Regions from separate parts of the Homo sapiens genome. Here region 1 is linked to region 2. Evidence: chromatin loops called from intact Hi-C (ENCODE). Cell type or tissue: K562. All regions are shown on one strand. Each heading gives the region's core, and the rest is flanking DNA. Links, peaks and the distances in the headings are about the cores only.

Region 1 (15,751 bases), core at 7,282-12,281, 610 kb before region 2:
ATATGTACCACATTTTCTTTTTCCAACCTACCATTGATGGGCATTTGGGTTGATTTCATGTCTTTGCTATTGTGAACAGTGCTGCAATCAACATACACACGCATGTATCTTTATAATAGAATGAGTTATATTTCTTTGGGTATATGCCCAGTGATAGGAATGCTGGGTCAAATGGTATTTCTGCTACTAGATCTTTCTGGAATTGCCACACTGTCTTCCATGATGGTTGAACTAATTTACAGTCCCACCAGTAGTGTAAAAGCTTTCTTTTTTCTCTGCAACCTTGCCAGCATCTGTTGTTTCTTGACTTTTTAGTAATCACCATTCTAACTGGTGTGAGATAGTATCTCATTGTGGTTTTGATTTGCATTTCTGTAATGATCAGTGATGAGCTTTTTTCATGTTTGTTGGCTGTATGAATGTCTTCTTTTGAGAAGTGTCTGTTCATGTCATTTGCCCACTTTTTTATGGGGTTGTTTATTTCTTGTAAATTTTGTTTTAAGTTTAAGGGAACAATTCAAAGTGTTTGCAAGAACTGATGGATTTTGAATTAGTTATAACCTTTGAGGGAAAAAAAGAGAAAAGATCTTGATGTCACTTTGGACAACTCACAACTCAATGAAAAAGCCAGAACACAGTGGCCAATTTCATAATTAAAATGTTCAGCCTGATTGAGGAAGGGAGAAAGGAGATGGAAATTATTTTAACATCAGCATGACAAGTCCATTGAGAGAGGGACTCTGATCATCTCCTCCTAAAGATACCGGGACCCAAACCAAAAGGGGAGAGAGTCAAGTCCCAGGTTTGTGAACAGCAGCAGGTTCAAAGAGTTTCCCCCTTTTTAGAAAACTGAGAAATAACAGCTGGGAACAGAGGGGAATCCGAATCAGGAACTCCCATTTATCTTATTCCATTGGGCAGAAGCCAACAGTCACTCAGCATGAAAACCCTAAAATTTAAGGCAGAAAGAGGGAAATCGCTTTTTCTGGGCTATGTCTAATTAACCCTTGGAGCAACATGGCTATTTTGTTTTACTGCAATTTCTCGCTTAAGAAGACTCCAAAATAAAGATTAAATATGGGGTGTTCATGAGTGGTTATTCTCACCAGGATGTAACAGCAGAGGCCATCAATCCTCCTGCCCAAAGAAGCCAACTGGGGCCAACCAGAACATCTCTGCTGCTTGCTAAGGGAATGAGTTTGTTTTCTGGAGCTGCTGCCTATGATTGCAGTGGAGAAAGATGATCTGAAAAGTCAGCCGTGAATTTATTGCTGCCCATTCTCCAAGGTAAATAAGAGTTTCCTTTGTCTGGTGTATCCTGACTGTTGACCCTGAAGCTCCCAAAACTAGACCTTGTAAGTAGACACTCACTTTCTTAAGGTTGTCTTTCTGTCTTTCTTGAGGTTTAAGGAAGAGTTTCTTAAATTGTTGGAAAAGCTATTTGAAGAAAAAAAGGAAAGAAAAGAAAGAAATCCTTAGCCTGCAGGTGATCAATTACCCTGGACGAAAACCCATTTGAAAGTCTTCTCAAATAAGCTGTGGAGCTGGTTTGAATGCTTAAACAGACATGACAGCCCAACTTTCCGGTGAAAGATCTGCTTTGGCTCCTAGTATAAATAGCTGCATTAGCACCACAGGCAGAGAATAACACAATCTCCACCTTGAATATGCCAAATGTCCTCATTATTCAAAAGGCATGCAAACTGGCCAGGTGCCCTGTTTAAATGAAGAGACACTGTGCAAGCTACATGAGAGTCAATGACAGGCACTCTTCAGTTTAAGCACGTTAGTTTTACAAAATGTGTAATTTTCAGATGTGATAAGGCATGGAACTATTTATAAGGCTTATTGGGACAAAATGATCTTAAAGACCTCTTCTACCCTTAGTATTAGCCCATGATTGTTTGGACTTCAGGCTATGTGTATCATGTATCAGAAAGTGGCCTCTACTGGTGAGGTATGATATTGCAGCCCAGCTCAAGTAGTCGTGGTAATTACAGCTAGCTTGTAAAGGGGAGTACTTCATATGATATCAAAATATTTGGTTGAGAATAAAAAGTAAACGCCAAAAAGTCTATGCTGAAACAATCCTTAAATGAGAGATATGCTAAGGTCTGTGGAGTTCTGAAAAGGTGGCAAAACATAAACAGCACACCATGACTCAACTTATCACAACTTCCCACACACCAGAGAGAGTAAATGCTGATACAAACACTTAAAATATCTTTGATTCAGTATTTTGAGATATGCACCATATCTGATTTTGTAATGAAAGCCAATGGAAAAGTGATTTATTTGGCTATATTCTTATACAACCAACTTAAAAATGTTTCTGTTGCATGTAACAATCACACTATGTCTTCTGAGTTTTAAAGAGCACACAGCTGGTTTCCAAAGAAAAAAGGCTGACCTGTCAAGATACTTTAAAACCTTGAGTCAGAAGGATGAGGTGTGATGCACAGAAACAACATATCAGAGTTGGGAGGACCTTAGAAGGCCGTCTCACTCAATTTCCTCATTGTACAGATGGAGAAACTGAGGGCCAGAGAGGGGTGGTAATGTTCCAAGAGCCTTTCAGTGAGAGGTTAACCTAGTCATTAGTAGATTCAAAGCTTATTGCTACCAGCCCAGGGTTCCTTATAATTTCATAGCCCAGCTCCTGGATTTTCCAATGAAGTTTCTATTTAAATGGACTGTCCTATAATTTCTGGAAGAGATGATTTTCTATTGGAAATTCCATAAGTTCTGCACCAAATTATATTTCCCAGACTGTCCCTACCCCCAGGAAGTGGAAATTGTAGTTATGGGAACATCACATCCCTCTAATCATATTAATCCAGATAACTGTGTCAACATGGCAAGGTGGACGACTAGGCAAACAAAAGCACTAGAAGGAGGAGCCCATCCTAGCCCACTTTCAGCCCTCTTCTAGTAGGAGGAGCAGCTACCGCTGCCCAGCTTCCAGAACCTCTTCTAGGAGAGAACTTCAGTGCCCTTCAAGAGACAATTACAGTCATCTTAAGGAAAGCGGAATTAGAGGGAACGAGCCTCCATGGACTCCAGAGCTTCTCCCCTCCCAACATCCCTTATGTTCCTGATAATGAGTCCTGTCTTTAAACATTACAACCCTCAATTAGCTCATAATTGCTCTCCATGCCGTATGAATTATGCATTGTGCAATGCAAATTCAGGTTCCCTGGCACTGGACAAATCACAAGCTGTTGAAGAAGCTGGAGTAATTACCAAAACAATCCTAGGAGCCCTGGGGAAAATGAACATTATCTGGTCTACAGCCCATTCTTCTGCCTTGTCTTCCCCACTTTCAGCCTGGTTCACCCCCCACCCCACTCAGCTTCAATACATAGTTGCTGGGTTTTGAGCAAGGACTGCATGCCAAACAAGGTGCTAACTGACGTATATCATACTTTAACATTTATAGTCTTCAAAGTCCTGTGGGGCAGGGGCCACAATTCTACATATCACATGACTTCACTTTAAATACCCTCTCCTCCTGGAATTTCTGAGTTTCACCATGCTGGGGCTTGGGTGAGGTTCACCTTTGTGGTATAAATGGAAAAGAGGGATTATTTCAGCAAGTGACAAATGTCAAGACAAAGGATGGCTTAAAACTATTAAAAAAAAGACAAAGAGGGCACTTTAGAAGCATTCAATGTGTTAATTACAAGGCAAATTACATTTATTGAAACTACTTCTTGAAAACCTCCAAGGCAGGGTTAAGATATATATCCAAAAGCATTAAAATCACACTTCCTCCCATATATTCAAATTCATGCATGCAGATTCTCAACAGTCTAACCTTTCATACAATTTTCTCAAAGCAGTTGGTTAATACTGTACATACACACCATACATACACGTGTGTGTAATGATTATATAGAGTTTAATGGTTATATCAACTTTAATGGTAAGAAGAGGACATGTGTCCCTCCATGATTCCTACCTTCCTTCCACCACCATTTCTAGTTTCTAATTTGGAGAGTAACACATCACTGCAATTATGCTCATATCTAGGCTGTTTCAACAAGATATATACAGATTTTTATATCCTAAGCATTTGCAGCAAAAAAAATTATTCTCTACAAGTTCATTCAGCTTAAGGAGGCAAATGTTTCTCTCTAGCCACTATGAGTTTTTGAGATAAATGTATAGCCTTGTCTTCTTTGCCCTGCCCATCGTTCATGAAAATCATGCTATGCTAACTGTTGCTTCAAACTTTTAATTATTGTGAATTTCCTCATTAATTTATTCATCCTTTAAATGTTTATTTAGGACCTATTATGTGACAATATATTGAACTAGGAACTGGTGTTGCCAAAGATAAATAAGGTGTATGTGGTCTTGTTTGTTTGTTTGTTTGTTTGTTTGTTTCTTTATTTCTTTGATGGAGCTTCACTCCTGTCACCCAGGCTGAAGTACAGTGGCACAATCTCGGCTCACTGCAACCTCTGCCTCCTGGGTTTAAGTGATTCTCCTGCCTCACCCTCCTGAGCAGCTGGGATTACAGCACCTGCCACCATGCCTGGCTAAATTTTGTATATTTAGTAGAGACAAGGCTTCACGAAGTTGGCTAGGCTGGTCTTGAACTCCTGACCTCAGGTGATCCACTTGCCTTGGCCTCCCAAAGTGCTGGGATTACAGACGTGAGCCACCGCGCCAGGCTGTGATCTTGTTTCTAAGTAGCTCAGGGTCTAGAGCTTATAGAAGGCCACTTTAGCTTGAACCAATTACATGTGTTTAGGGTTCAGTAAAGTAAAGGACTCTGAAGAGGCAGGCTTGAGTTCAAGTCCTAGAGGCACTATTTAGTAATTATAAGGCTCAGTTTCCTCATCAGTAAAATGGGAGTAAGTGACAGTATAAACATACAGTGTAATGAGCACTCTTTGTATAGCATTTTAGAATCCTTTTATGCTTCTTGAATGTCATGCATGTACCAATTTAAATTTTTACTTTAAAAAATGAACAAGCAGACACCGTTTTGAAATGAATGCTGACATGGAATGGATCCCAGGGACTCCTTTTTCCTCCTGCTCTCTGTCCAAGGACAATTCACCTATCTTGTCTGATTCCCGCTCTCTTCATCAGACAAAAGGTGAAATTGAACAAGTGACCTTTAAGGTAGCTTTGATATTGGAAGGTCAATGATTTTATTTGTAGGTAACAAATCACAAACCCCTCTGGTGGTCTTCCTATGGGCAGGAAATCTGATTGGGGTCAGCCCAGTGGGGTAGAAGAAGGGTTATGATGGGTGGGCGTTGCCTAGCGGCTTGTGAGTGATGTATCCAAAGAGGTGGCAAGAGAGGGAGGCAAGGCCAGGCATTGAGAGACATAAGATCATGTATCAAACTTGACGGGTGAAATAGAGTTTAAATAGAAGAGCAAAATCACAGTTGGTAGCACAGGAGTACAAAAGATTGATGTAGGGTCCAGGCAGATGAAGCCTGTTTCTTCACATGGAAATTTGTTCATTCATTCACTCATCCAACAAATATTTAGTTAGTGCCTATTTAGCCAGTCCATGCTAAGTATTTGGGAAGCAGTATGAACAAATAGGCATGGCCCTTGTCCTCATGAGATTGACAGTCTAGTGAGAGAATCAGACATTTATAAAGAAACTCTTAGGGCTATATAATTATCAGCCCTAATGACTGCTCTCACAGACTATCCCAGGCTGTCCTAGAAGCAGAAAAAGCAGACTAAATCTAGTCTGCAGGCAGGGAACCAGTCCAGGAGGAAGTGACATATAAGCTGTGATATAAAGGATGCACTGGAATTAACTAAGTCAAGTCAAGGGAACAACTTCCATAAATGACATGTCCAGTGAGACTCTATTGTGTATAGATTTGGGTGTTTCCAGCTTAGAATGGAAAGGAGTGGGGAAATTCCTTAAAAGGGCTGATCAAAACAGAAATGTGACACATTTTGTTTTCATCAATAAATGGGCTTATATAAATATACAGAAAGCATCAAAATATTTATCGTATCAAAGTTTCCGAGACTGCTGGAGCAATGACTATTTCTCATGGAGGAAATCAGAGTTGATCCAGGTTCTTGCTTTTCATGAGTGGACTCTCCCAGCATTTTAAGAGCAGCGGGTGAGTCGGTCTTCCAAGCAGAAGCTGGACACGAGCCCTGGTTAACCTTAAATGGACTCTCTCCCCTCATCCTCTCTCCCTGCCCATGACCCTTCCTGAGGGCCACTGTTTCTCTGCTCGCAGAGAGGATAGAAGGCAAGACACGAGGGAGATGCAGATTCATAAACTTTACAATTATTCTAATGCTTTCCAAGTGTGTTAAATAGCAAAGTCATTTCATTAAATGTTCATAAGTGTTATGTGGGTTCAGAATGCAATAATTTTGGCAAATGGATCAAACAGTTATGCAAGCTTTTGTTGTAGGCCTTATCAGAGCCTTTGATATTTTGTAATGTGCACTGTAAGTCTCTAATTGAGGATACAACTTGCAATATTTTCCAAACATATTTGACCACAAAACATGCTTTCCCTGGAATATTTCTTGGGTGTGTTATGTTTCAGAATTCATCTTGGTAAATACTGTTTAAATGAGTAACTGAAAGTTAGGGTTTAAAAGTCAAATGGATTGGGCCAGGCATGGTGGCTCACGCCTGTAATCCCAGCACTTTGGGAGGCTGAGGCAGGTGGATCACGAGGTCAGGAGTTCGAGACCAGCCTGGCCAACAGGCTGAAACCCCATCTCCACTAAAAATACAAAAATTGGCTGGGCATGGAGGTACACACCTGCAATCCCAGCTACTCAGGGAGGCTGAGGCAGGATAATCGCTTGAACCCGGGAGGCGGAGGTTGCAGTGAGCCAAGATCGTGCCACTGCATTCCAGCCTGGGTGACAGAACGAGACTCCATCTCAAAAAAAGAAAAAAAAAAAGAAAAAGGTGAAATGGATCTTAGAGGCCACCTTGTCTAAACTTCCACCTAGAGAGGAATATGAATAAAAACCCACTGAGCTAAATTCATTTCTTTTACATTATTCCAGGCATATCTCTTACACTGTGAATGTTGTTAAGTTGTAGGAGAGAAAAGTGCTGTAAAGGAATAAGGATATCCCTGCATTTTACCAGGTAACTATGGGTAAGTCCCTACTCTGGCCTTCAGTTTCTCTAGAGGTTCAATGAATACCATGCATCTTTGGGTTGCTGAAGATTCAATGCTGTATGAAAAGCACCTGATACTGAGCAAGTTACTAGATTTCCCCCTTCCCACCCTGAAAAATAAGCATCATGCTTTACATAAATACTGCATGCAAATATTCTATATGCAATATGCAAATATTCAAGACATTTTTTACAATGTTGGGTTTTGTCCTTGTCCCTAAGGGAACATATTAATGCAAAGTAAAACACTCTGTTCAATTCTGCTGGTTTAGATGATGGCTCATTCTCCCAGGAAGCTCTATTTTATAACCTGGTGTTAAACTTCATTAAATACAAATACTCTGGAGTTTATCATCCTTTATAGGAACCTAAGCTTCAGAATTACAACATTTCAAAGTTTGGGCTCCCTTATGTTTTAGAAAAGTAGAAATAGACTCTACAAGGGGAAGTGACTTGTGAAAGGTTACCACATGAGCTAGAAGCAATTGCAACCCCAGGTAAGCTAGTCATGTCTAGCCTGGGGCCTTTTCTCCAAATCAGCAACTCCTCATTTCTTTTCTTGGAAACTTAAGCTCCAGCATGCTGAAGTGTTTGCTCTTGAATTCTCTTACCTCTGGAAACCAGGAAACTCGATGGATTTTTGTCTTCTCACTTATTTGAGAAGATGCAGTTTGTTGAAAAGAGAATATATGTCAACAATCTGAGTTGGGTGTTTTATGCCAAACAGAGGATTCAGCGTGTTTTATGCCAAACAGAGGATTCAGCATGTTTTAGTGGGATTTGAACTGGAGTCCAAGCTGGGCACAGTCCTCTCTCTTTCTGCAACTAATGAGAAAGGAAGTAAAACATGCTCGACTGTAGGCAAAAGTCTCCTTTCTGTTGTACACACAGGGGAACAGGTGCCAGGCCATGGCCCTGACAGTTATGCAAATCAGTTGTGCAGATTTTAAAAACAAAAACAAAGGTAAACTGACTCTATCTGAGCATAACATTTTATGCAACATGAGCATAAATAACAAGATTCTTCGCTTCTTACTCTCTGGTACTCACGCAGGTGACAGCTTCGGCAGCACTGTGGGCGGAGCCATAACAGACTGGAGCTTGTGGGTCCGGCTTCTAAAGTTGCTCCTCCTGTGACCTTGGACAAGTCACACTTCCTCCTGTCTGATACCTCATCTGCTCTGTGGGGGATGTAGCTGCTTGCCTTTTTATAAGAATTAAATGAAAGACTGGAACCAAACATTCACTCCAATATCTTATTGCTACTCCAGGGCAGGAACCAGGCTCAGTGCTGTAGATGAATGTGATGGTCCTTTGCCCACAAGGGACCCCCCCACCCCCGCTGTACTGGGCACTCTCACTCCAGATTCTGTAATAGGTGTGCTCATCACGAATCCCAGCAAAGTCCTTGCAAAAGAGCACAGATGTGCAATGCAGGCATTTGCGATTCACTGAGATGAGGTGTTTGTTCGTTCTGGGCCCACATCAGAGACCTGGGTTTTGCAGCCATTGTGTTCTGGGGTCCATGAGCTGAAGAAGGGATTCTGTGAGTGATAGTCTGGTTTGCTTGAGCAAAGATCTGAGAATCTGCCAGGTAAGGTTTCAGACAGATTCCTGAAACTATTTTTAAGAAGAAGCTACTCTAGTAGTAAATGCTAAGTGAGTGTGTCTCCAGTGGGCAGGTCCTGGGATTGGCCTCCAAATGTGACAAGGAGACTTCAAGAGGCTATCAGGGGACATGGTGTTACAGTTAACATAAGCAGTACAGTGTTAGAGGATCTTGAAAGGCCCGGGCCTCCTCACTTCTATGGTGACACCAGAGAAGGCAACCAGGTTTAGACATCTCAGAGATCAAATGGTTCTATAATCACCCCCAAAAGGTGGCTAGAATGTTTTCTTCCAACCTGGAAAGTAAAATCCTAAATTCAGAAAAGACACCCCCCCCACCCCCCACCCCCACCCAGAGGCATCAGAACAGAAGGCTTGGGATGGGCTGTAGATGTCATCTGGACCATGTCTAATGTTCCAGGTGAGGAAACTGAGGAAGGAGGACTTGCAAGAGGACACACAGAGAGTTAGTAGCAGGGCTGGTTCTGAAACCCGACAAGCTGGAGAGAGTCAACCCCTGGAGATTGAGCTCTCTGAACACCAGCCAGTAGGGGGAGCTCCGTCTCACGGGTGGTGCTCAGTGTCTCCTGGCAGGGGACAGAGTGCCCTGGTTAGAAAGTGGGTTGAAGGCGCATCTGTAAATCCAAGGCTGACAGAGGAGGCCCTGTTGTCCTATATTTCTCCTCTGTAAAAGCCCCTGCCCACCCACCCCAACGAGTTCCTCCTGGGTCCCTGGGAACCATGAAAATTGTCCTGTCCAAGTTGAAGGCATAGAAGTGCCTCCTGAAACTTGTGAGTTTGTTACTCTCGGCTGGAACAATGATGGAGCATTACCTGTCTAAGCACTCTCAGGGAGAGCATTGGCAGAGTGGCTTCCGGGTTACGGGGAGGTGGAATTCAGAGTGGGCATAGGAGGGCATTTTTAACCAGAGAAACGTGTCCATTCACCTTTGCAGACATTTACTGAGCACCTACTATGTGCCGGGCACAGGACTTTCACCATCCCAGACAGCTAATCAATGCCACGGCGGACAACCTTCCTTCTGAATGTCAGCCGCCCAATCCTGGGCTTTGTGCTGGCTCTCTTTCTTCCTCACTCTCTTTCTTTCTTTCTTAAGCCACCAACAAAACTCTGACCTCTCCCCACACACACAATGCAGGCAGTCACTCATGCATTAACAACCACCAGGCCCCAAAGGTCGTTTCTATGACAACCCCGGGGTCCTTAATGACCCTGGCAGGCCAATGATTTTGTTTTGTTTGAGAGTGAAGGAATAATAAGTCAGTCCAACTCGCTCGGGCGCTCGCCTCTCTCCCCGTCGCCCCCCTCCGCCGCCTCCGCTGATATACTGTTCATTATCTGGCTGCTGCATCAGCTCCAGAGACGGGGCGGCAGCCAGCTCTGAAAGACAAGAGCCTGGCTGCAGACAAAGAGCTGTAAAGGACCGAGTGTGCCCTGCATCCAGGGCTGCCCGGGGTTCATTAATTCCATTGCCCGCTAGAAAGGAGAGTGGGAGCAAGGGCCCTGGGGTCCTTGGTTCCTAGAGTCCAATGGCACCAGCATGAACCCCAAATCACCGTGCAACTCTTCAGAAAGAAGCGTGTGTAGGGCCCTGTTGGGAGACCTCTCTACCCAGGAGGTGTGCCCAACTCGCCGCCAGCCAGCACAGCTCCCGAAGGCGAGACGTATCATTTTAATGATGGGTTGAACAAGGCAATTAATGTGCAGCCCCACCAGCTTCCATATGGATCATCAGTAACTCGGGAGGCTGGGCCTGATCACCCAGACAAAGGAGGGCAGCATGGCGTCCCAGCTGATTCCCGTCCACTGGCTCCGGTGGGGCGTTGCCCTCTGGGTTCTCCAGTTCCGGATTTCTGGTTCTACCCTGAGAAACTTCCTGGGGAGGAAGCTTTCATTGTCTTCTGATCTTGGGGCAAATAGGCCTCCAGCTTGTCACATTAATTTTCAAACGCGATGTTCGGCAGCGTGGGATTTTGCTAGCAGACACTTGGAATTATTTTTGTTGTGTGTGCACAACTGAAATCCCCTAGAATAAGTCATTATCCTCTTTAAAAAAAAAAAAAATCAGCTCCTACTGGCTGCCTGGTGGCCCAATCAGCTGACTCATTTTCCATCTTTCCCTGAAGTAATTAGCGTTTTCATTTTTCCCAACCTGCCTATTAGATAAACTCCAGGATCCCATTCAGTGGAAGCACATTTTTGTGAGTTGACTTGCCTCAGCCTCTCCCCAAGAAACAAAAGAAGAAATCTGGAGAAAGGCACAAAGAGATGTGTGATTTAGGCTCCTGTTCTCTGACATGGACTGTTTATTAATCAAGGAGATCGATAAAGGGGGGTGTGCTGTGGCCAGGGTAGGGGGGCACCGTGGGTGGACACCAGCATCAGCTGTTGACCCTAGCACAATAATGGAAAAGGGTATTTGGTCATTCAGTAAACAGTTACTGAGCACAAACCCTGGGGTGCAGAAACACAGTGCTGCTTTTAACAGTGGCAGCACCCGCTCATCCCATGCCCTCTCTAGGGTTCATTTCTCCTCTGTTGAGTGAGGGGCTGGCTCTAGATGAGAAGTGGAAAACTCTGGGGTTGCATGGGCCAGGAGACAGTGTCAATGGGGGTGTGCAGTGGGCCTGGGCATGAGGACTTGGGCAGGCTGGAGGGCATTGAAACTGTCTAAAATGGGCAGCCACAGGTCAGCTCCAGCACTTGCTGTGTTCCAGCATGTAAGGGCAGGATGGCCACATCTCCTGAGGGTTTCAAGAGAAGACAGAATTTGGAATTATTAAAACGTGAAATCTGCACATTTTTAGATGTTTTCAAGTAAATCTAATTTTTTAGAAGATTATGCTGGTCAAAGAAACACATTTGGATGAAGCAAGTGGTGCCAGGACCACCAGTTAGTTGCTGTGCTCTAGACTTTTGTGATTTCAAGTGCAGTTGAGTGAGCAGGTATAGCAGCAGCTGCTGGAAGCTTGCGAGGCATGAGGATTCTCAGACCTTGCCCCAGATCCCCTAAATCATAAACTGGATTCTCCCTATGCATGTTAAAGTTTGGGAGGCAATGCAGTGAACACTCAAGGTCTTTGAAATGGGCTGCGACAACTCTAGCATTTTCTCTGAGTACGGATTTGCTCACTGTACCTCCTGTGCACACCTTTCATTGCAATCCAGGTAAGAAAAAAGTCCCATCAGAGTATGAGAGACCAAAGTGTGTGGGCTCAGCCAAGGGGCCCTGGGGGCTTGTCTGTTCGAACCTCTTCCTCAGCAAGGGGAGAATTCAGCTGTCCAGTACAGAGAGCTGTTTATTCTCTTCTCCAGGAATGGGGCTGCTGAGTCTCATCATAAATGTAATATTTTTCCTTTCCTCATTTCCTATAATTTGCAGTCATTGGCACAACTGACCATGATTCTTTCCTGAAATTCCCTCCTCCATTGGGTCCTTCCTCCAATGGTCCCTGAACATTATCCTGGTTTGTAGCCCAATTATTCTAAAGACTTTAGTCTCCTCTTATGTTTCTCCTTCCTTCTCTAACATTCTAAATGCAGGCTGTTCCCAGATCTTCTGCTGTCTTTTTCTGTCTCCATCACAAGAGTGTTCCTCTAAGCACTTGGACTTCCAGATCCACTCTCTTGGCTTCCATCTCTCTGAGAGGCAGTGGTACTTTTCAACTGCTTGGTCCCACTTCAGGCTGAAATAATCAAGAAGGAAAACATCACCCTTGCCCTAGAGCTCATTCTACTCCTGGTTGCATGCTCACTTTTAGTAGCCTCATCACTCAGGTTCCAGACTGGACAACAGCCAGGCATAACAGAAGGAAGTGAAGTCTTTGCCTGGTGCCGACCATTCAGCCTAAGTTTCACGTGGACTACTCTAGGAGTAAGTGATCTACAAATTGACAAGTCAGCAAGTTGATTTTATGAGCTTACCTTGTTTTCAACTCTCTTATTATTAACATTTATTTTCCACCTTTCTCTGGTCCAAATCCAAAAGTTGCCAAATGTAGTTGATCTGACCTCCTGGATCTCTCTTGCCACATGCCACCTCTGTTGCCCTACACTGCATCCTCACCTGCGTTGCTGCAATCACTTCTAGGGTTGAGCCTTTCCAGGGACCTCCAGGTTACTCAGCCCAAGGAATAGTGCTAAATGAAACTCTGCTTGTTTAAAACCACCAATGTGCCCTCATGCCTCCTCAAGGAAGCCCAGAGTCTTCATCTTGACTTTCAAAGCCCTTCACAACATGACCTCAGTGTGTCCTGCATGCTTCTGCATCACACATGCCAGATCCTCCAGACAAGTGAAAGCTGTGAGTTTTCATGCTACCAGCTAGCCCAGGACACTTCCAATAGCTGGAATGTTCTCCTACTATCAAGTTCACCTAAACACCTGCAAGTTGGTTCTGGCTCCCTGAGGCAGCAGATATCTCCACTCCTCTGAGTTCAGTGCTACTTTGTTCCTTCCCCCTGTGTCACATCATGGCTATTGGTATTAGTCAGCTCAGGCTGCTATAACAAAATACCACAGACTGGATGAGTTAAACAACGGGGGTTAATTTTCTCACATCTGGAAGCTGGTAGTCCAAGAACAAGGTTCCAGCCAGTTCGGTGTCTGGTGAGGCTCTCTTCCTGACTTGCAGAGAGTCACCTTCTCACTTTCCTCAGTGCATGCTCAGTTTGGGGTGTGGGGTAGGGAGCACTCTCTGGTGCCTCTTCTTACAAGGACACTAATCCTATGGGATCAGAGCCCCAACTTTATGGCCTCAATTAATTTTATTTACTTCCTTAGAGCCTCCGTCTCCAAATACAGCCACACTGGGGGTTAGGGCTTCAACATATGAATTTGAGGGAAGCATAAACATTCAATCCATAACAGGTATCTTGCATTAGTTGTTTGTGTGTGCATCTTATTTCCCCTTCTAAGTCCTAAGCTTTCCAAGGACAGCATCTGTGTCTTGTATATTCAATGATACCATTCATATAATAGGTACTCAGCAAATATTTGTTGGATGAATTTGCCAACAAAGTCTCCACCACCCTCTTCTGCATCATCTGAACCCCAATAGTCACCTGAACGGCGCTGGGGCTTTTTACTTCAGTGCCTTTCCCATTATGCACCTTCTCTGTTCACCTGGAATGCAGGAGTTAGCTCATCCAATACTTCTTTTAGAAACTCTATCTGATTCTGTCAAGTACATTGAGGGATTCTCATCAGCCTGGTGAGCACCTGCATCTCTGTATTTATTGCTCATATGCAATATATGATCCATCTCTTCAGGGGAGTTCCTTAAGAGCAGAGATTGGGGCTTTTTATTCTTGTGTACCCAGCGCCTGGCATGTTGCTTGACAGCGAATAATAGCACAATTAAATACTCATTGAAAGAAGGAGTGAATAAAAACAGGAAGTTTAAAAAAGATTTTCCTATCATTCCTATAACCTACTTGAAATTGCCTTTTAAAAGCAAATTTATTATAACATTTCAGACAATTACTTTACATGGATGTTCACAAGATATTCTTATTTCAGATCCCATGACAATGGGAAAAATGATTAGTATACAGAGAAGATGAAAGAAGGGAAATTGGAGATGTATATTGAATTTGAAAAGAAAATTTTCCAGTAACAGTAGCTCCTTGCCATTCCTGAGAAATATGTTACAAAACCATCATAAATACTCAAGTTCACTTATTCCAGTGCAGCATGTAGTTTTCATCCAGAAGATTGTGGGTAAAATATATGTGACTCCATCAGCTCCATAACAGTTCTATTAAGAGTAACCATAAAGGATAATATTAACACTTGTGCTAGGCACTCTGCTAAGCCCGATTAACATATTCCCATTTAATGTCCATGACTATCATGAAAGGCCAAAATGATTATTATTCCCATTTTCCAGTTGAAGAAACTGAGATCGGAAGAGGTCAAGTAACTTGCCCAAGAACATGAAGCTTATACATAGCAAGGGTGACCAACCATCTCAGTTTGTCCAGGATATGGAACTTTTGGTGCTAAAAAGTCACCATGTAGGTGACAGAGGATGAGTTAAAAGCCAGTGTCTGATGTCAGATCTTGATCTATTGAATATCTGTTTGGTAAATATTTCAGCTACCATGTTTATAAACTAAGATGAAATTTTTGAAGAGGTCGGTTCAAAAGTACTATATAGCATTGTAAGGTATACAAGTTTACATGCTGAGACTGGAAGTTCCCTGAGGGCAGGGACTCTGTCTTGTTTCTCCTCCTTTATTTCATGGTCCCAATATGAGACCGTGCATAGAGCAAGTGTTTAAGAAGAACTTATTCAATGTGAAGTTCTTTCCCTACCATCAAAAGACAAAAACCCCAACCCATCACTCGGCTCATGTGCCATACTCCATTTCTGTTCTTTCTCTCTCTCGACTTTTCTCCCAATGTGCACACTCAAATTGCTGCTTTTCTCCTCATTATTCCCCCAGGTTCCCCAGCTTCTCAGCTACACTGGAGAACATAGCCCCCAGAGCATGATTCCACCCTCGCTTTGCCCCTTTCCTTTTTAACTCTGTCCTATAAACTCCCTTTCAAGTCCTAGCTTCTGCTTTGCCCTCCCAGACTCCTCTAATGGGGAATTATTTATTTGGTGTGCCCACTCTGGGTGCCAGAAACTTCATGGCAATTGCCAAGTAGCGTGCAGGTCAATACATGATGATGTCTTTGTGTTTTCCCTTATTTAGGACTTTGTGACTGATTAGTCAACATGTCAGACTACTAGTTGTCCAAGATCCATTTCCCCTTCTCCCACTGGATTAGAATGTTTATTAGGGTGCGTGGCTGCTCTGAATCAGGACTGTGCTTCCCAGTCACATTGCATGGCCATGTGACTAAGTCCCGGTCAGTGGGAGGTTAGCAGAAGTGCCTGTCCTGTGATAACTTCCACGTCCTTTCCTTGAGAGACCTGGAGTGCACCCTTTACCTCTTTCTTCACCATTTTCTCTCTCCTGGAA
Region 2 (15,751 bases), core at 8,107-13,106:
GCACTTGCCCTCCAGACCTGGTGGGACAGAAGGCTTCTCAGAGGAGCGGGACTTAGGCAGGGCTCTGGAGCACATTTCAAGCAAAAGTCACATCTGGCCAGGCATAGTGGTTCACACCTGTAATCCCAGCACTTTGAGAGGCCAAGGAGGGAGGATCACTTGAGCTCAGGAGTTCGAGACCAGCCTGAGCAACAAAGGGAGATCACCTCTCTACAAAAATAAAAAACAATTAGCTGGCTGGATGTGGTGGCTCACGGCTGTAATCCCAGCACTTTGGGAGGCCGAGGTGGGAAGATTGCTTCAGTCCAGGAGTTCGAGACCAGCCTGGACAACACAGGGAGACCCTGTCACTACAAAAAATAGGAAAAACAAATTAGCCAAGTGTGGTAGTGTGTGCCTGTGGTCCCAGCAACTCAGGAGGCAAGGCAGGAGTACCTCTTGAACCCAGGAGGTTGAAGCTGCAGTGAGCCATCATCACACCACTACACTCCAGCCTGGGTGACAGAGCAAGACCTTGACTCAAAAAGAAATATATATATATATATATAAAATATATATAGTACATATATATTGTATATATTTATATATAAGTATATAAAATATATGTACATATGTATTTTATATATTTACACATATATATTTTATATATATACGCACACACATATATATATGTATTTTAGCCAGGCATGGTGGCACACGCCTGTGGTCCCAGCTACCTAGGAGCCTGAGGTAGGAGGATCACTTGGGCCCAGGAGGTCAAGGCTGCAGTGAGCTTTGATCAAGCCACTGCACTCCCACCTGGGCAACAGAGTGAGTCCTTGCCTCCAAAAAAAAAGAAAGAAAAAGAAAAAAATAGTCACATCTGTCTCTGGCTGTCCCCATCCACACCCACACTTCCCCATGATTCCCTATCACCCAAATATCAGTTAAGATTTCTTCCTTGACAATGCTAGGATCACACAAGGGGCCACCCAGCAACTTGTCACTTCGCTTCCTGCAGATGGGCCTTGCCTCTGGGCTCTGTCACCCTGACACTCAAAGTGCTCCTACTGCTACACCTACTCTTGATCTTAGAAAGGTAAGAATTTTCCAGAATTCCTGGGGTTCATGAGTAACATGGAGAAAACCAACATGAAACCAGATCTTTAGAGCAAAGGCCAGGCAAGTAAATGATCTCTATCTGATCAGTGATCAGCCCAGAAAAACTGTTTTGGTTTTGTTTCTGTTCTTCCTCAACTTGGCTATGTGTTTGTCTATAATTATGTGTGATATTTGTGTTTCTTTTCTTTTTGTTTTTTAATAGAGACAGGCCTCACTATGTTGCCCAGGCTGGTCTCGAACTCCTGAGCTCAAGTGATCTGCCCACCTCAGTATTTGTGTTTTTTTCATTGCTCTCGGAGGGGAAGGATAATATAGGTCTTATTCCCTATAAGAATATATTATAGAACCCACCACATAGAAAATCTTTAATACAATTTTTGATGAAAATGGAAATTTTTTTTTCTTTTCTTTTTGAGACAGTCTTGCTCTGTTGCCAGAGTGAGTGCAGTGGCACTATCTCAGCTCACTGCAACCTCTGCCTCCTGGGCTCAAGCGGTCCTCCTGCCTCAGCCTCCCAAGCAGCTGGGACTACAGGTGTGTGTCACCACACCCAGCCGAAAAAAAAATGTTTTTTCAATAACGAATGACAGATAAACCAACTCAAACTACCTTAAACAGTATATAACATTTATTAGCCCCCATAACTAGAGTCCAGGGGTATAGATACTTCAGGGAGGCTTGAGCAAGACTCTGGCTGTTTCCCTGCTGTTCTCTCAGCTCTGCCCTGCTCCAAATTGTCAACTGTGTCGTCAGGGTGGCTTCACTTGTGGTAGCAAAATGTCTGCAGCAGTTCCAAGCCTCAGATCTGCACATTATGACCTCTGGAGCAAGTGCGATCTCTCCAACCACCAAATGGGAGCCTTCTCACAACTCTGCTTGCACCCAGCCTCAATCAACCACTTTGGCCAGGGGTAATTCCATGCACTGATTGGTTCAGGTCTGGGTCACTGCCTATTCCTGAGCTATTGCTATGGAAGGAGTAGATGCCATACTTTCTTGGCTTAGGCCAACCAAGACCCACCCCAAGAAAAGCAAATTTGGGGAGCAGAAGGGGAATAGAATGAATTCTTGAAGAGGCAACCAGAAGATCCTCCAAGGTCTGTGTTTCCTCAAACTGCTAAGCAGGCATTTCAGCTTCCAAACCGACTGGCAGTGCCCTAGGACAGGAGCCATCTTCTGACCCTTATTCACCAACACCAAGGTGACCACTGAGAAAAGCACTTTGTATGTGTCCTCAGTCACCACGACAGACCCTCAACCAGCCACCAGGTTCACTAACAGACACAGTCACTGCCACACTGGTCTTCTCCACCAGAGGCATCTCCCCCTCCCCTACAAAGAGAGAAGAAGCTTTAATAACAAGATGTCCAGCCAGGCACGGTGGCTCATGCCTGTAATCCCAGCACGTTGGGAGGCTGAGCTGGGTGGATCATGAGGTCAGGAGTTTGAGGTCACCCTGACCAACACGGTGAAACCCCGTCTCTACTAAAAATACAAAAATTAGCCAGGCGTGGTTGTGTGCACCTGTAATCGCAGACACTCAGGAGGCTGAGGCAGGAGAATCGCTTGAACCTGGGAAGCAGAGGTTGCAGTGAGCCAAGATGGTACCACTGCACTCCAGCCTGGGCAACAGAGCAAGACTCCGTCTCAAAAAAAAAAGAAGATATCCATCTGGGAGACAAGGGGGCTAGGTTCTGCCCCTAACTTGGTGGGGAATTCCTTTTGTGTACCTCAGTTTCCCCACATGCACTAAGAGGGGATTAGGCAAAGTAAATCTAAAAGCCTTCTCGAGTGACCGGTTCATGTGCCACAGCAGAGGAAGAGCTTCTAAACTTGGCATTCCGCAGCCCCAAGAACCACCATCACCTCCTGCCTGAGTTTCCACCGCAGCCTCTGCCTCACGACCCAATCCACTCCCCACACAGCCGTCATTCCGTCAGTCAGTCATTCAACAAGTATTTATTTAGTCTACTGCGTACTGTGTCCAAGGCATTGTTCTGGGCGCCAGGGGTATAGCAATGAGCTAATTAGGAACACAGACCAAAAAAAAAAATCTCTAACTTCACGCAGCTTCATTTCTAGTGGGAAAATACCAATAAACAAGAAAATAATAAAATCAACTGCTGACGAGGAAAAATTAAAACTAGGAAGGAAAGCCTTAAATGTGGTAGGAGCCGCTGGAGCTGGAAGGTGGTGGGAGGCCAGTGGCCAGGTCGTGGGGGATTGTGGGGGCGTGGGGAGGTCTTTGGCATTTGGGTGAGAGAGATGTGGAGCCCTGGAGGGTTCTGAACAGAGGTGCCAGCTCATGTGACTCCGATTTCCACAGTGCCCTGCTGGCTGCTGAGTGGAGAAGAAGGTGGAGAGATGAAGCATCCTCAGAAATGCAGCAAGGCGGCCATGGCAGTGACATTAGTGGCCCAGACCAGAGAGGCAGGAAGGTGGGGAGAAGCAGCTGGATTCCTGGTGGATTTCAAAGAAAGGGCCAAAAGACTTGTTGATGGCCTGGATGTGGGGTGACAGAGTCAAGGTTGCTGACAAGGCTTCTGGCAAGTGGAGGACCAAGTCACCGTCCACAGGGTGGGGAGAACCAGCAGGAGCAGGTGAGGCAGGCGACATGAAGGCTCCGTTTCTGACCAGTGCCCTCTCCAAAAGGCACGCCTGGCAGCACTGTTCTCTGTTTTCAGTCTTCCTCCAGGTAACGGCCACCTGTAAATACTTGCCACAGCCCCTCCGCAATCTGCCACATGTCCACACGCTCCACGGTCCTGGCACTTCTACCTGCCACACAACCCCCCGGCTTTCTCTTGCCTTCGAGTTCTTCACATCTGTGCATCTCTCTTCCTGGGAAATTCTTCCCAATGCTTGCACTCCAAGCCCCAATTCCCTCATCTGCAAAAGCGGGAAGGAGAGAATAGTCTCAGAGGATTGTCCAGGTGCCTTCCAGCCGCCCTGTTCTGCGCCTGTGGCCTGGGATTCTGCACCTCCCTCACTTGGTACCAGGGAAGATCAGCAGCAGTCAGAGCCAAAGCTTGAAGGAAGGGCACTTGGGAGGGCTGTAAAAGCCAGGTACCTGCAGGAGTTCAAGCCTCAGAACAGAGGCAGGAATGAAAACAGCATAGTCTGGAGTAGACAAGAACCCCCACACCAATCTGCCTCTGCCCCACAGAGCCCTCCACCTGGGCCACCCTTCCCTTCCCTTCCCACTCCTTCTTCATGGCCAGTGCCAGCGGCTCCTTCCCTGCACTAGTCCCCAGCCCTCCTCTGCCTGCCCAGACTCTCTGGCCATTCGCCCAACAGCACTCCAGGCCAAGCCTTAGGATCTTGAGGAGCACCCTAGGCACCCCCATACCCTGGGAAAGCTCACCAAGGTATGGCCTTCACCCACACCACGTGACTAGGAGGTAGGAAACTGGACTCCAGGGTGCTCCAGGACTCTTTCCAAACTCAGCTCAAATCCCCCTTCCCCAGGAAGCCATACTGCTTCCTCCAGACCATCCAGCTCTGCAAATTGGTTCGTGGTAGACATGTTGGTCTCCTCCCAAGCTTAGGGCTCAGGCTTCATCTTGCCCACCTTGATGTCTACCCACTTCCAGCCCTCAAAGAGTCCACCTGGAGACTTATGCACCAATATACTGTGCCCAACACAGGAGCTTCCTGCTGGGAGACACCCCTTCATCCGGTGAGCAACCTGCTTTTTATGAGAGGGGAAAGCCAGAGGGGCTGTGGTGCAGACGTTCCCCCATCCCCGGCCCGCTCCTGCTCTGCCATTTCCTCTCCCCTTCAGGAGCTGAAGAAGCCAAAGAGGTTCCTTCTCCCCTCTCAGGCTCCCTCACCTTCCCTCACCTTCCACCCAAAGATATTAGGAGAATTAATGGGATAACAGATGTAATGCCTCCAAGGAAACGGGCCACATAAATCCAAAGTGTTGTTATTAAATTCCAAATTTAGCCCTCAGGATGGGTGAGACATGATGAATCTGGGCTGGGAGAGATCCCAGCTGCGTGGACAGGAAGTCCCTGTGAAATCAGAAGCTATGACATACAGGCTCTGGGCATTCAAGGAAACCCTAAAACCCCCCCAGGACTCTGAACCCAAAGAGCTTCTACAACCACCTCACCTAGAAAGCAGCCAGGCTCTGCTTGTGTACCACCAGCAACAGGAAGCTTGCTGCTTCCCAGGGGGCAGGCCCCTTCCATTAGCTCCGAGGTTTTTTTCTTTTCTTTTTTTTTTTTTGTTGTTGTTGTTGTTGTTTTTGTTTGTTTTTTTGAGACGGAATTTCACTCTTGTTGCCCAGCCTGAAGCGCAATGGCACAATCTCAGCTCACTGTAACCTCCACCTCCCAGGTTCAAGCGATTCTCCTGCCTCAGGCTCCCAAGCAGCTGGGATTACAAGGCGCCCTCCACCACATCTGGCTAATCTTCTGTATTTTAGTAGAGGTGGGATTTCACCATATTGGTAAGGACAGTCTCGAACTCCTGACCTCAGGTGATCCACCCACTTCGGCCTCCCAAAGTGCTGGGATTATAGGCATGAGCCACTGCGCCCGGCTTGCTCCAAGTTTTAAAAACTGCCTGCTATCCAGCCCAAACCATTTCCCCATATGCTTCACACTCCACACTCCAGGACAAATGTTACCCTTCTTTCACATGATAGCCCTTGACCAAGGGTACGTCTCTCTCTCCTCATTTCCAGCTAAACAGGGCTTACACCCCATCATCTCAAGGCAGCCCCCATCAGGATGCTCTTGTCTGAGTAGACTCCTCCTCGTGGCTTCCAAATCCAACATAACCCCTAGAAGGGGTCCAAAGGGAGATAGGGCAGAGCAGAACCTGCCGTGCCTTCGCTCCAGGTGCCTACCTCCCATGGCGGCAGCTAGAGGCAACATTTGCTTTTTTTTAGCATCCTCATCACACTATGAAATGGGGACAATAATCCCCACCTTGTAAAACTATTTCCAGGACAAAAGGTAATATATACAATGTGCCCAACACAGTGAATAGTAGGCACTCAATAAAAGGAAGGTATTATTGTTACATTCAAAGTCTCTCGGGAACCCTGACAGCAGTTTCCAAGGACAGAAAAACCAAGAACTAAGCCGGGGGTGGTGGCGGTCACCTGTAATCCCAGCACTTTGGGAGGCCTAGGCAGGTGGATCACTTGAGGCCAGGAGTCCGAGACCAGCCTGGCCAACATGGTGAAACCCCGTCTCTACTAAAAATACAAAAATTAGCCAGGCATGGTGGTGCATGCCTATAATCCCAGCTACTCAGGAGGCTGAGACACGAGAATTGCTTGAACCTGGGAGGCAGAGGTTGCAGTGAGCCGAGATCAAGCCACTGTACTCCAGCCTGGGCGACAGGGCAAGGCCCTGTCTCAAAATAAATAAATAAATAAATAAATTTTAAAAATGGACAATCCACAGAATAGGAGAAAATATTTGCAAACCATATATCTGATAAGAGATTTGCATCCAGGATATATAAACTAACACAACACAATAAAAAGACAAATCACCCCATTTGAAAATAAGCAAAGGATTCAAACAGGCATTTTTCTAAAGAAGACATATAAACAGCCAATAAGCAGATGAAATGATGCTCAACACCATTAGTTATTATGAAATGCAAATCAAAACCATAATGAGATACCACTTCATACCTACTTGCATGGCTAAAATCAAGTACAGATAATAACAAGTGTCAGGAAGGATGTGGAGAAATTAGAACCTTCGTACATTGCTGGTGGGAACATAAAATGGTGCTGCCTCTGTGGAAAACAGTTAACCAGAGAGTCACCATAAGGCCCAGCAATTCCACCCCGAGGTATATACCCAAGAGAAGTGAAAACATCCACACAAAAACTTGCACATGAATTTTCATAGCTGCAAAATTATTCAGAATAGCCAAAAAGCAGAAACAACACAAATATCCATCAACTGATGTTGACGTGGTAAATCCACACAAGGGAATGTTACTTGGTAATTAAAAGGAATAAATTACTGATACATGCTACGGTGTGGACATAGCACGGAAACATTAGGCTGAGTGAAAGAATCCGGTCATAAAAACCTATATACACTATATGATTTCATTTATATGAAGTTTCCAGAATAGACAAATTTATAAAAACAGAAAACAGATTTGTGGTTGCCAGGGGCTGGGGCAGAGGTTGAGGGAAATAGGGAGAGACTGCTAATGTCTACAGGGTTTCTTTTTGTTGTTGTTTGAGACAGAGTCTCACCCACTCTGTTGCCCAGGCTGGAGTGCAGTGGCGCAATCTCAGCTCGCTGCAACCTCTGCCTTCCAGGTTCAAGGGATTCTCCTGCCTTAGCCTCCCAAGTAGCTGGGATTACAGGTGCTCACCACCATGCCCGTCTAATTTTTTATTTTTAGTAGAGACAGGGTTTTGCCAGGTTGGCCATGCTGGTCTCGAACGCCTGACCTCAGGTGATCTGCTCGCCTCAGCCTCCCAAAGTGCAGGGATTATAAGCATGAGACACCTGCCGGGCTAAGGGTTTCTTTTTGGCATAATAAAAATGATCAAAAATGAATAGGTGTGGTGGGAGGATAGCTTGAGGCCAGGAGGCGCAACATAATGTAGAGACTCTGTCTCTACAAAAACTAAAAAAAAAGAAAAAAAAAGTAGCTGGGCCTGGTGCTGTGCACCTGTAGTCCTAGTTATGTGGGAGGCTGAAGTGGAAGAATTACTTTAGCCTAGGAGTTCGAGGATGCAACGAGCTATGATCACATCACTGCACTCCAGGCTGGGTGACAGAGTGAGACCAAATAAAAATCAAAATGTTTAAAAATTAGGTGGTGGTGGTGGTTGCACCACTCTGCAAATACATTGAAACCCATTGAATTGCACACTTTACAAGGGTGAATATATGGTCTGTGAATTAAACCTCAATAAAGCTCTTATTCTCTTTTTAAAGCGGCCACTTGCTGAGGTCTGGGAGTGACAAGAAGGAAAGAAAGACAGATGTCTCAGCGGTGGGAGTGGTGGCTGCATTGGATACATCAGCAGCCCTCCTGCCCTCAAACCTTCCCAGCAGGTGCTCCTCAGCCCCAGGTAAGTGGGAGTGGGCTCCATGAGCTGACAGACCAGTCAGCATCTTGTCCCTGGGAAGTGGCAAGGAGGATGCAGGTCTAACTAATCTGGCCGGAAGTTTGGAATGGGGAGCAATAAAATCCTGGTTGTGGCAGCCATGGGGCAGAAAGGGGAACAAAGAAAAGCCAGCCTGTAGAGAGAGAGAGAGAGGCATAGACTCAAAGAGGGGGAAGGAGGAAGGAGGGGAGAAGGAAGAGCTGATTTGTTCTGAAATGATTTTCCAGACCCAAATCCAGGGAGGCTGCCAGCACCGCCTACCTTTTGGCTTTGTTAGATCACCCACAGCTTCCCAGTAAACTTCCCCCTTTTGCTGGGAGGTTTCTGCTGAAAGGATCCCTATGAAGCAACCATTTTCTTCCTGCTGTGGCAAAGACTGGTCATTGTCCCCCAAAACTGTGCTCCCACATCTGCCTGAGCTGGAACAAGCCTATATTTCCCAGCCCACCTCACAGTTATTAGGTGTTGCAGGAGACTAAGTCCCAGCCGATGGAAGAGGAGCAGAAAAAACACAGGTGACTTCTGGTCTGGCCTTTGTGGAGAGTGGGTGGCCTCCCACAGGCCCCAGTACTAGGGCAAGGTGCTCTTAGGGTCAAGGAGATGCTGACCTTGCACTAGCACCACTGTGGGTGAAGACCTCCTTGGATTTCACATGCTAAGCGCTTCATTGCCTCACCCAGTCCCAGCCCCACTGTGATGGGCAACTATCCCTCAGAATGGCACCAGCATTGGCAGCAAAGTGGAGAGAGAAAACGTCTAGGCCCTCGAAGACGCTGTTAAACTGCAGTGTCCACCAACCCTGAAGGCTCCTGGGCATCCAGGGGGTTCTTACAGGAGCTAATAAGCAACCTCACTGTTCAAGGCAGTGTAAGCTGACTTCTCAGAGACTTGCAGCAGAAGGCCTCCTCCCTAACATACCCTCTAAACCCATGACAAAGCCAGCTCAGGAGCACCAGTGGGCGATGTTTCAACTCTAGCTTCCCAGGGAACATTTCTGTACCAGTGACACGCTCTGTGAGACGACACAGGGCAATGAACTGAACAGCAGGGAAAAGGTACCCCAGACAGCATGCAGTGTTTTGTTACCTTAAAAAAGCAAGAAACAGCACTTGAGTAGCAAACGGCTCACTTGCTGTCAGAGGTGGCGTGAACTCCAGGGGAAGACGCCTGAAGCTTACTCCTTTCCCCAGCATGAATGAGCTGAAGGACTTGGGGCAAGTCATCTACCCTCTGTGCCTCATCCATAAACAGAAGAAAAAGCAGCCCGTCTTGCATGCTGCGTGAAGGTGCCAAAGGAACTGAAGAGCTCTCCTTCCCCGCTCCAAGGAGGCCTGATGGAAAGAGACATCATGTTTAACTTGTTTCCTCCACCAAGGACAGCTGCAGTTAACAATGTTTGCCTATGGGTTGGGCAATTTTTTTTTTTTTTTTTTTTTTGAGATGGACTCTCGCTCTGTCGCCCAGGCTGGAGTGCAGTGGTGCAATCGCGGCTCACTGCAACCTCCCTCTCCCAGGTTCAAGCGATTCTTCTGCCTCAGCCTCCTGAGCAGCTGGGACCACAGGTGCATGCCCCCATGCCCGGCTAATTTTTGTGTTTTTAGTAGAGACGGGGTTTCACCATATTGACCAAGCTGGTCTCGAACTCCTGACCTTGTGATCTGCCCATCTTGGCCTCCCAACGTGATTACAGGCGTGAGCCACCGCACGCGGCTGGGTTGGGCAATTTCTAACCAGACTCTCTGAATATCATCATCGACGGTGGGAGCCAGCAGAGGGCTGGACCACTCTTTTGAATCCCCTTATAACCCAGGGATGAGCACATCTATAGCGCTCTGAAAAGGCAGTTCTGGAGATTTCCTGCCCAGGCAGAGCAGTGGCTCAGCTGGGTGAGCAGTCACCGAGAGTATAGGATGCCAATCCCTGGATTAACGAGGTGAATGCCAAAGACCCTCCGAGGCAATGTATTTTTGGAAGAAATACACACTGCAGCAGAAAAGAGAACATGGTATAAATTTTCCTTCTTCCAAACAGTGCAGAATAGAAACCTATAAAAGCAAATTCTGGATGTCTGAAGATATGGACTTTTTAAAAAATCTTGTTTGAGAGATTCCACCTTACTGACTTGCACCATATCCCTGGAAATGCTTCCTTAAGTGGCTACTGGAGATGGATGTCATGTAGCAGGGTTTACAGATCCCCTGCAATCCGAGGTCCTTGAAAAGCACAAGGCAGTCTCTTCCTCAACTCCCAGGGCAGAATTTTATAGTGGAAAGAGATGTTGACAGCCACTTTCTCAGCACCACTCTCTCATCCTACAGTGTAGGAAACTGAGACCCAGAGGAGAAAGGGGTCTTGCCAGAGATCTTAAAGTGTGGTGGGGCAGAGCTAAGGCTTGAAAACAGGTCTTGGACCCAGCACTGTGGCCCCGGACCCATGCTTGTCAAAGAATAGGACAGAGGCATAGCACTGTAGGCAGAAGGCTGAAGCAGAATCGGGCTGCTGGGGTTCCCAGCCTTCGGCCCCCACCTCCCCCAATAGAAACCGCAAGCTGCCTGGCTGGGCAGCTACAAAAGGGGGAATGCTGTTTGCACAGGATCTGCAGAGACCTCGCAGCACGGATGGGTAGACATCACCATGCACATATGAACAGCAGAAAGCCCTCCAGGTTCAGCTTCCCTACGAGGGCCGAATCCTATAAACAAGATTACCACCCCCATTAGACCTTCTCTGAGAAGAAAGAGTGACCTCTCCAGTTGATCTGGCATCAAGCTTTTTTCATGCTTCCACAAGGGTAGCGGTCTTGACAACAAAGCAGACCGCTTCCACGTCTGTGCCCACAGTGCCCCCTTGTGGGAGTCTGCATAGTGCATCACACGTCTTTATTTCACCAAGTGAAAAGGCAGGGATGGGGCAGTCTACAGCACTGTCCTACCGGGTCTCCACAGCTGTCCCCCTCTGGAATATCCTCCCCTTCCCTAAGCTCAGTGGTTCTCAAACTTTAGCATGCATCTGAATCACCTGGAGAGCTTATCAAAACACAGGTTCTGGCTGGACGCGGTGGCTCACACCTATAATCCCAGCACTTTTGGAGGCCGAGGCCAGCGGATCACCTGACGTCAGGAGTTCAAGACCAGCCAGACCAACATGGTGAAATCCCATCTCTACTAAAAAGTACAAAAAAAAAAAAAATTAGCCAGGCGTGGTGGCAGGCACCAGTAGTCCCAGCTACTCAGGAAGCTGAGGTGGAGAATCGCACCCAGGAGGCGGAGGTTGCAGTGAAGCAAGATCACGCCACTGCACTCCAGCCTGGGCAACTCAAAAAAAAAAACAGGTTACCTGGCCCCACCCACAGCTTCTGATTCAGTAATTCTAGGGTGGAGCCCAAGAAATTGAATTTCTAGCAAGTTCCCTGGTGACACTGCTGCTGCTGTCCAGGACCACACCTGGAGAATCGCTGCCTCAGCTAATCACCTCCACCCATTTAAGGCTCAGGACCATTTCTAGCTCCTTGGCAAGATGTTCCACAAATGCCCCCAGGCTTATCATAGGATGCCATAGTTGTGTAACTTTAACCAAGTTCCTTAACCTCTTTGAGCCTCAATTTCCTCATCTATAAAATGGGGGTAATAGTACTTCCCTCCGAGTGCAGGTAAATGAGGCCAGGTGCAGTGGATCATGCCTGTAATCCCAGCACTTTGGGAGGCTGAGGCAGGTGGGTCACCTGAGGTCTGGAGTTCAAGACCAGCCTGGCCAACATGGAGAAACCCTGTCTCTACTATACAAAAATTAGCCAGGTGTGGTGGTACACACCTGTAATCCCAGCTACTATGGAGGCTGAGGCAGGAGAATCACTTGAACCCAGAAGGTGGAGGTTGCAGTGAGCTGAGATTGCGCCACTGGTGCAATCCAGAGCTCCAGCCTGGGTGACAGAGCGAGACTCATTCTCAAAAAAAAAAAAAAAAAAAGGTAAATGAGATAATTTGTGCAAGACTTAGCTCAGTACCTGGCACATGGTAAACAATAAATGTTAGCTATTCTGTGGTCATTAATTAGCAATAGTATTACTGTTCATCTGCCAGCTTCTTGAGGGCAGAGACAGTATTCCCATTAGAGACAGAATTCTCAGAGGCAGAACGGATCTTAGAGAAACTTCAGTCCAGCTTCCCAAGCCTGAGCTCACCTGGGAAGCTTCAGTCCAGTTTCCTGAAGCAGCCTCACCTGGGAAGCTATTAAAACATCAGGTGCTTGGGCGCTACCCAGATCTACTAACTCTGAAAACTGGGGCAAGAGGCTGGGCATTTGTTGTTTTTGAGACAGAGCCTCGCTCTGTCACCCAGGCTGGAGTGCAGTGGCATGGTCTCGGCTCACTGCAACCTCCGCCTCCTGGGTTCAAGCAATTCTCGTGCCTCCACCTCCTGAGTAATTGAGATTACAGGCACGCACCACCACGCCCAGCTAATTTTTGTATTTTTAGTAGAGATGTTTCACCATGTTGGCCAGGCTGGTCTCGAACTCCTGACGTCAAGTGATCCACCCGCCTCAGCCTCCCAAAGTGCCGGGATTACAGGTATAAGCCACCACACCCAGCCAGCATTTGTATTTTTAACAAGCCCCCAGCCTGGCCAACATGGTGAAACCCCATCTCTACTAAAAATACAAAAAATTACCCAAGCATGGTGGCAGGCGCCTGTAGTTCCAGCTACTCAGAAGACTGAGGCAGGAGAATCGCTTGAACTCAGGAGGCAGAGGTTGCAGTGAGCCAAAACAGTGCCACTGCACCCCAGCCTGGGTGACAAAGCAACACTCCATCTCACAAAAAGAAAAAAAGAAAGCCCCCACCTGCCAGGTTTCGGAATTACTCATCTAGCCCGGATAGCAGACAGACACAGGGAGGGAAATAGAAGCCCAGAAAAGGGAAGTCTTTTGCCCATCCATGGCCCCAGCTGATTGTAAGCTGAGTGGAGATCAGGAACTGTGACTCCTGATTCCTGATCTGGTCCCTTTTTCCGAGTTATTAATACTTGGGGCCAGGCGCGGTGCCTCACGACGGTAATCCCAGCACTTTGGGAGGCGGGGTGGGCAGATCACCTGAGGTCAGGAGTTCAAGACCAGCCTGACCAACATGGAAAAACTCCGTCTCTACTACAAAATACAAAATTAGCCAGGTATGGTGGCACATGCCTGTAATCCCAGCTACTCGGGAAGCTGAGGCAGAGAATTGCTTGAACCCAGGAGGCGGAGGTTGCAGTGAGCTGAGGTCGTGCCATTGCACTCCAGCCGGGGCAACAAGAGTGAAACTCCATCTCAAAAAAATACGATAAATACTTGGATGCCATCTCATCGACCCATAACCTTCTACATAAATTCCCTCTCCAATATGCATGATGAGCAGCCAGAGCGTTGCCAAAGTATTTCCTGTGTGGAGGAACTCGGCATGTGAAAAGAACACACAATCCACTGCAGAACATCTAATTCTCCAACGTTTTATTTTCTTTAACCAAAACACTGAACAAGTGAAATCCTTAGCTTGGCATACAAGATCCTCCCTGATTTATTCTCCGCTGACCTCTCCAGCTTCGTTTCTTACCAGGACCTCACCTGTACCCTCTCATCCAGACTGTGGGCACTGGGAGGCAGGTCTCATTTCTGCCTCCCCTCAACATCTGGCATGCGGGAAGTTCAAGGGTGAGTGGATGGGGAAGGACAGTTGGATTAATGTATGGAGGTGTGTTCACAAAGCTCTAAAACCCAGGAGAGCCTCTCTGCCAGCACAAATGAGTCAGGTGTCATACTTCTGTGCTCTAGCAGCCAACCTGAAGACTATTTTTGAAATGGAGTATCTCCCACCAGAAATGCATTGTGCAAAACTCTGCTCAAAGGCATCAGTCATGTAGGGCCTTCCATCTTGTTGATTCAAGAGAATGCCTACCTACCCACTCTGCTCCCACCTCCCCAGTGTCATCCTCTCTTCCCCTTGCAGAATGACTGGTCTCACCTTGTCCCACACTGCCTGCTCCCATCTCCCTGCTTTCTTTCCTATTTTTCATGGCCTCAAATGAGAACTTTCTCCTGTGCATCCAAATCAGATCATGTCTCTTGCCACTGCTGGTGTTACAGTAATCCTCCCTTATCCATGGGGCAAACGTTCTTAGACCCCCAGTGGATGCCTGAAACCGCAAACCCTATCTACACCAAGTTTGTTGCTATATATACATAATTAAAGTTCATAATTTAGGGAGTAAGATATTAATAATTATACTGTAGTAGGCTGCATGAACTCTTTTCCTCTGAATACGTACATGTATTCACATTCTTGATGGGAGATAAAATGCCTATGTGGAAGGGAGAGGGAGGTAAATGACGTAGGCATGGTGACGTGTTAGGCTACTATTGACCTTCTGATGACACTTCAAGAGGATCATCACTTTTGGGTGATCCCAGACCATTTAGCCATGATAATTTTCCAGACTGCAGTTGACCGACAGCAACTGAAACTAGATAGGTGGGGACTGCTGTATGTCTCCTGGAAGCCTTCCAAGACCCAGCCTCCCTGCACTGATCTTCTTGGCTCTCAATTTCTATCACGTCACAGTCATACACTATCTGCTACTTCACAGAAAGGAACAGAAGCCAGATCATGGGATCGTCATTAACTACCTCAGAGCTTTCAAGACAGAACAGCTTCTTTATCCCCAACTTGCAGAACAGGGACACAGCAGGTGGTCAGTAAATTGGGAATTTGGCTAGCCATCTAACACTTGTTCAATAAACCCATGGCAACTGGCACCCTGCTGGCAGTCATGAGTTTTATATACCATTATATGCACAGTGCAAAGTAGCTTAATACTGGAGTGCCTGAAAAAATGCAGTGTTTTGGAGTCAGATGACTGCATTCCAATCCCATCCCCACCACTTCATGGGTGAGACACTGGTAAGATGCTTAACTGCTCTACACCCTTTCCAGCGTGGGTCCAGGAAGACATGCTTCTTGGAGTTAACATGCAGATTAGGCCGGGCACGGTGGCTCACACCTGTAATCCCAGCACTTTGGGAGGCCAAGGCAGGCGGATCACAAGGTCAGGAGATCGAGACCATCCTGGCTAACATGGTGAAACCCCATCTCTACTAAAAATACAAAAAATTACCCGGGCATGGTGGCGGGCACCTGTAGTCCCAGCTACTTGGGAGGCTGAGGCAGGAGAATGGCGTGAACCCGTGAGGCAGAGCTTGCAGTGAGCCAAGATTCTGCCACTGCACTCCAGCCTGGGTGACAGTGAGACTCCATCTCAAAAAAAATATGTGTGTATGTGTGTGCGCGCGCAGATTAATGGAGATCGTTGTTCAGAGTTTAGGACAGCACCTGTTTCGGCTCCATGAGAGCACCATGTAAGATGCTGTCTTTAAGGGCAGCCTAAAATAAGCAACTTGCCAGGGAAGAAAGGAAGAGTGCAGAGTTGAAAGCTGCCTGATTACATAGGCACATCCAGCTACAAACAGAACTCATGGTTGTGGTGCTAGGAAAAGCTAAAAAGCAGCACCCCA

Evidence for each region. Hi-C counts contacts between places; a loop is a spot of excess contacts. Peaks named below come from ENCODE experiments on the same cell type or tissue, not always from the same donor. Only the 100,000 strongest peaks of a DNase experiment are listed, where the experiment ranks them.
Region 1: a loop joins it to region 2, with 7 times the contacts of the local background. A loop is called at or near these places in 55 of 110 quality-filtered maps.

Annotation. Positions count from the first base shown.
Region 1 is chr10:78,651,311-78,667,061 of GRCh38, reverse strand. It overlaps LOC105378379 (a long non-coding RNA gene), which reads left to right. Exons shown (of 5, transcript XR_946100.2): 2 at 1,110-1,287; 3 at 7,030-7,114. Among named protein-coding and RNA genes, the nearest start is that of LINC00595, 390 kb to the right of the region's middle. In K562, for the core only: a CTCF peak has its summit at 9,307 (motif pointing right); a DNase peak (open chromatin) is centred at 9,321; H3K27me3 peaks cover 1,081 bases.
Region 2 is chr10:78,042,770-78,058,520 of GRCh38, reverse strand. It overlaps a transcript of RPS24 not described here. Among named protein-coding and RNA genes, the nearest start is that of RPS24, 17 kb to the right of the region's middle. RefSeq lists an enhancer at 10,892-10,951. In K562, for the core only: a CTCF peak has its summit at 11,049 (motif pointing left); a DNase peak (open chromatin) is centred at 11,070.